Regions from separate parts of the Mus musculus genome. Here region 2 is linked to region 1. The links are chromatin contacts, found by Hi-C or POLR2A ChIA-PET in ENCODE. All regions are on one chromosome and are shown on one strand. The core of a region is the stretch at or near the end of the contact, and the rest is flanking DNA. Distances in the headings are between cores, read along the strand shown.

What was found. A loop is a pair of places that touch in the nucleus more often than their neighbours do. ChIA-PET counts read pairs that join two places held with the same protein, here RNA polymerase II (POLR2A).
Region 2: POLR2A ChIA-PET joins it to region 1 with 12 read pairs in Patski. The contact joins the promoter of Abhd16a here to the promoter of Vars in region 1. A Hi-C loop is called at or near these places in 1 of 37 maps with a recorded cell type or tissue (left cerebral cortex). POLR2A ChIA-PET finds 5 or more read pairs at or near these places in 3 of 5 experiments (Patski and embryonic stem cell).

What each region holds. Positions count from the first base shown.
Region 1 is chr17:34,999,451-35,002,324 of GRCm38, forward strand. It overlaps Vars (valyl-tRNA synthetase), which reads left to right and starts at 1,457. Exons shown (of 30, transcript NM_011690.3): 1 at 1,457-1,782; 2 at 1,962-2,380. The coding sequence starts at 1,994. It overlaps D17H6S56E-5 (DNA segment, Chr 17, human D6S56E 5), which reads right to left and starts at 1,296. Exons shown (of 2, transcript NM_033075.3): 1 at 717-1,296; 2 at 1-19. The coding sequence starts at 723.
Region 2 is chr17:35,087,768-35,090,641 of GRCm38, forward strand. Abhd16a (abhydrolase domain containing 16A) reads left to right here and starts at 1,524. Exons shown (of 20, transcript NM_178592.3): 1 at 1,524-1,689; 2 at 2,602-2,658. The coding sequence starts at 1,558.

The DNA of each region.
Region 1 (2,874 bases), core at 207-2,706:
GTGATCGAGACTTCATCACCTGGTTGGAAACAATGGTGGTTAGGTGTTGCATAGATCTGCCATGTTTGGCCCAATCCATTTCTGTACCTTGTAAAGGACCTGTAAGCACTCTTGTCTACAGCTGGCATGAAGTTTTTCTGCCTGATTTCTCTCTCCGTGTACTTTTGAATAATACAAAGACAACTTTACACAGTACACAAGAGATTATCCCAACAGGCCTTTCTCCCCCAACCCCCCTTTCTTTTCTTCTTCTTTTTTTCTTGGTTTTTCGAGACAGGGTTTCTCTGTGTAGCTCTGGCTGTCCTCGAACTCAAGAAATCCGCCTGCCTCTGCCTCACACTCATAAGTGCTGGGATTAAAGGCATGCGCCACCACTGCCAGGCTAGCAGTGGCCTCTCAAAAGCACTGCGAACTTATGTTTTCCCTCTAGGTTTGAGCTTTAGTAGACCAGCTGGAGTGCTTCTGCCTTTGGGTCCCCTGCCCTTCCTTCACGTGACTCCATGTCAGGCAGTGAGCGCTCAGCACCTAGAGCCCCTTTCCTGTTTTACCTGGGTTAGATCCGAGGATCTTCCGCGAACTGGCGGTGCACTCCGTTACCAAAAGCCTGACATGGCCTTGAGCACACCCCATCAGTACGCTTTCTAAAAGCATAAGATAAATACAAGCAAGAGACGCGGAACGCACGGTGCATTTACCAACGCCAGGGAATTACCAACCTTTCATTCCCTACAGCAACAGCTCCCAGCAGCCAGGCACTGCTTGTGAAAGACCCCCAAGCTGGGTAGTCAATCACTCTGAGGAGACCCTCCCAAGGATCAGCGAGGCCACGATTCGGATGCAACAGCAAAAGGCTTTATTGGGAACACGGGTACCCGGGCGACTCAGTCTATCGGATGACTGGCGCGCCGAGTGTGGAGTACTTACCCTTCTTATAGGGCTAGGGCTGGGGGGCAAAAAGCGCGGGTACAGAAGCGAGAAGCGAGCTGATTGGTTAGTTTAAATAAGGCTTGGGGTATTTCCCGGTCATTTGGGGAACCTGAAACTGAGGTGGGACTTTCCAGAAACTGTTGCTGGTTTCGCTTTATCTGAGTACCATCTGTTCTTGGCCCTGAGCCGGGGCCCAGGTGCTTGACCACAGATATCCTGTTTGGCCCCTGTCCCGGTATTATTCAGCCTTATTCTTTAACTAAACTTCCTTGTAACTTTTGAGAACTCAGCTCTGGTACTTTATCATGCCTTGCAAAATGGCGTTACTGCAGCTAACTTGCTAAGCCTTATGGTGGGGTCTTTCACTTGGAGCAGCCCGAGATTCTGCAGCTCGCCCTGCAAAAGGCGGAAACCTGGGACCAAGCACGCACTCCAGACACTAGGGCTTTCGTTTTCCCGCGCTCTAGACACGAAGACCCCGGGCTGCCCGCGGCGGCGCCTGACCCGAGGGCCACGGGCTGCCCGCGGCGGCGCCTGACCCAGACCCAGGCTCGTCCCGGCACGCGGGTTCCCGTCTCCGTGCTGCACGAGCCACTCTGGCCCCTGCTTGACCCGTCCGGCAGCGGTGGGCCGCGCACGGACCCTCGGGATCGCGCACGCACAGGCGGGGCCCGGCAGCCCTGCGAGGACCCGAGTCCGGAAACGTGCGCTGTCACAAAGGGGGGGACACGTGGGTGCCGCTGTCCCGGCCGCGTTCTCCCGCAGCGGGAGAGCTGCCTCCGCTGCCCGCCACCTCCACCCCGGCCGCCCTGTGGGGCCGCGGCCGTAGCCGGCCGAGTGTGATCGCCGCCTTCAGTACGTACACGCGGCGCGGCCTCCCCTCTCCAACCCGAGGGGGCGGGCGATCGGGGTCCCGCCTCCTCCTCTAGGCGCTGCTGGCGGCTGCTCGGCCAGGCCTAGGGTCCGGCCGGGCGCCTGCGTACCTTGCAGCACGTGCTCAGGTCCCCTCCTCAATCTGCCGGGTCTCTCCTCAGGTCACTGCACCGCGTTCGGACCCTGCACAGCCATGTCCATCCTCTACGTCTCTCCTCACCCCGACGCCTTCCCCAGCCTCCGAGCCCTCATCGCTGCCCGATACGGGGAAGCTGGTGACGGTCCCGGGTGGGGAGGCCCTCACCCCCGCATCTGCTTGCAGCCTCCCCCGAGCAGCCGGACTCCATTCCCTCCGCCTCGCCTGCCCGCCCTGGAGCAGGGACCTGGCGGCCTGTGGGTGTGGGGGGCCCCGGCTGTAGCTCAGCTGTTGTGGCCTGCAGGCCTGGGGGGACCCGGGGGCAGCCGGGCAGCTGTCCTGGTCCAGCAGTGGGTCAGTTATGCTGACACGGAGCTCATACCCGCTGCCTGCGGGGCGACCCTGCCTGCCCTGGGACTTCGAGGTCCTGGTCAGGATCCCCAGGTGAGAGGGAAGAAAAAGGGAGAAATTCTGACTACACAAACAGGATTGGGAAGAATCCCACGAAAAAAGTCGGTTGTCAGGCGGTCGCATCTCTGCCTGCCACCTGGTGTAGTAACTTTGGGAACACTTTTTCTCGAGCCTTGGTCTTCTATGTCTGAGAATGCAAGATGATGAAATCTCTTCCTTCCTCCGGGGGTGTGATACATGAGCGCCCGGGAGTGGAGCGTGGTTTTGCTGTTTTCACTACGTTTGGAGTGTGTGTGTGTGTGTGTGTGTGTGTGTGTGTGTGTCTTTAAATTAGGTCTCGCTCTAACTGAATGGCTCGGAACGAACGCACTGGTGTGCCAAGCATTCCCAAGTCTGTCTTTGGGTTTCTGTTGCCATGTTTAAAACAACATGACCAAAAGCGCCTTGGGAAAGAAAGGAATTGTTTCAGGTTACAGCTCTCCATCACTGAAGGAAGTCAGACCAGTGACTGGAAGCAGAAACAAAAA
Region 2 (2,874 bases), core at 274-2,773, 88 kb after region 1:
CACATGACAGAATCAATACGAGGCTGCCTTAAAATCTCCTCTGCCAATGGCATTAATCCAAAACTCTCAGACATGCAGGCTGTGTACATATATGGATACACACACAAATGTAACTTTACAAAAGGGGAAGGGATTCGGTGTGGTAGTGATGCATGCCTTTACTCCTAGCACTTTAAGATTTATTTCTACATATATAAGTACTCCATCTGCTTGTATATCTGCATGCCAGAAGAGGGGATCAGATCGTAAGCCACCATGTGGTTGCTGAGAATTGTATGTAGGACATCTCGAAAAGCAGCCAGAGCCCTTTACCACCAATCCTAGCACTTTGAACAAGGTTTCTCTATATAGCCCTGAGTGGCCTGGAACTCACTACATACGTAGACTAGGGTGGCCTGGAACTCAAGAGGCCAATCTGTCAACACACCCATCTCTCTCTGTCTCTCAAGTGCTGGGATTAAAAGCATGTGGCACTACATCGGGCAGATTACTTCTTTCAAAAACTTAAAAAAAAAAAAAAAAGATTCTTGGGTTAGAGAGATGGCTCAGTGGTTAAGAGCACTGACTGCTCTTCCAGAGATCCTAAGTTCAAGTCCCAGCAGCAACCACATGGTGGCTCACAACCATCTGTAATGAGATCAGACGCCCTCTTCTGGTGTGTCTGAAAACAGCTACAGTGTATTCATATACATAAAATAAAAAAAAATTTAAATAGAATTCTTCAGAAGAATCCTGCTATTTCTTCTAATGGATACATCCCTAGATCTGTGTGTGTGTGTGTGTGTGTGTGTGTGTGTGTAACCCAGGGCTTTCAGCATGTTAAGCAAAGTTTTCTATACTTGAGCTACAAATCCAGACACTAGCCTCTTTTCTTGAAGTTCTTGTCAAATGCTCCTACTCTCACCCAGTGATCGTTCCAGAACATGCTGACATTAAGGGATAGGGTTTAAAAAAAAAAAAAAAGTGAAGCCAGGCGTGGTAGTGCACGCCTTTAATCCCAGCACTGGGGAGGCAGAGGCAGGTAGATTTCTGAGTTCGAGGCCAGCCTGGTCTACAGAGTGAGTTCCAGGACAGCCAGGGCTACACAGAGAAACCCTGTCTCGAAAAACCAAAAAAAAAATGTGGGGGCTGGAGAAATGCTCAGCGGTTAAGAGCATTGACTGCGCTTCCGAAGATCATGAGTTCAAATCCCAGCAACCACATGGTGGTTCACAACCATCTGTAATGAGATCTGATGCCCTCTTCTGGTGTGTCTCTAGACAGTAACAGTGTACTCACATAATAAATAAAGAAATCTTTAAAAAAAAAAAAGTAACCACCTGGGGCATTCATTTTCTTAAGTTTCTCTATTCAGAACAGCTCTAACTAACTGTAGACCGTCGCCCACTGCGCTGAACACTCCTCTCGTGGCGAGAACGTCAGGCTGGACCCTGCCACGGGGCGAGCGGATACGTGCTGACGTCACGCACGCACACAGGCACGCACGCAGCGCCCAGGAGACTACGGGCGGGGCCGGCGGGGACCTGAGGCCGAGGGACAGCGGCCCGAGCCGGGGCTATGGCGAAGCTCCTGAGCTGCGTCCTCGGCCCCCGGCTCTACAAGATCTACCGGGAGAGGGACACGGACCGGGCCGCGTCCAGCGTCCCCGAGACTCCCACTGCCGTCCCCGCCGCCTCGTCCAGCTCCTGGGTGAGTCGGGTTCCCCCCGGCGGAGAGCATGGTATGGTCCAGACCGCGCTGCGCTGCGCTCGCCCGGCGCGCCCACTGTGGGAAACGGGGGAGCCCGCTTGTCAAGTGGCGGTCGCGCACGCAGTCCGCCTGCGGGCGCTTCCCGGCCCCCTCCCAGTCACGCAGGGCCCAGCCGCCGCCTCTCTTTACGGCTTTGGAGGAACTCTTCCTCACACCCACCACCACGCTTGCTTTTTTTTTTCCCCCTCCGCGTCCCCCGAATGGCTGGTCCCAGTTGAGTTTGGAGTCCCCTGCGCGCACTGGCTTTTGCCCACCTACTCCCAATTTCTCCCAGGATCTGTTGACTTTCTCTTTAACCTGACTTTTCAGTTTCAAAAATGACTTCATGTCATGTATTTACTTGTGCGCCTTGTGCCCCCAAACCTAGCCTGAAAACCAGGGTCTTGCATTCAGGGTGGTAGTTTGCTCTCCAAAATGTTTTTGTTTTTATTGGTTGCAAATTATGTTTAGGAGGCTTTCCGAAGTGCCCACACTTAGCGACATTTTTCCCGGAATCGACTTACATCAAATGCTATTCCTTCCCTCTTAGAATTGTCATGGAGTCTCTCATTTTCAATTTTACTCCTCTCCCCATAGTGACACAATCATATCTGTATGGAGTTTCAGGGGAAAAAAAGGACCGGTTTTCCAAATGCTGCTTTCACTTTTGCTTCCAAGCCTAGCACCCCGTGATTGCTTTCAGGGTGAGGGGTGAAATGTCAGGGGGGGGGAGTTGAAGCTTCAGCAGAAACAGGAGTATCCCAGGAGAAATGGCCACAGAGGCTAGAACCAGGTGACACAGGTTAGGGCTTCTGGAAGGGAGGAAGGGCCTGTCAGCTGGCAAGGTCCTTAACAGGCCATCTGTTTTGGCAGGATACGTATTATCAGCCTCGGGCCCTGGAGAAACATGCAGACAGCATCCTGGCACTGGTAAGTCAGTCCCAGCATCTGCCAGTCAAACCCAGCCCTGGAGAAGGCAACACCCCAGGAGGTGAGGGGTGCTCTGGGCCCTGTACAGCAGAGCTTGCACAGAGGACCAGCGTATCCCAAGTGCCTACCGTTGGCATTCTCCCTTAGGAAGTCCCCTTTGTGTACCATAAGCTTTTTCCAGAGCAGTTTGAGCCCTAAGGATAACAAATTTACCTT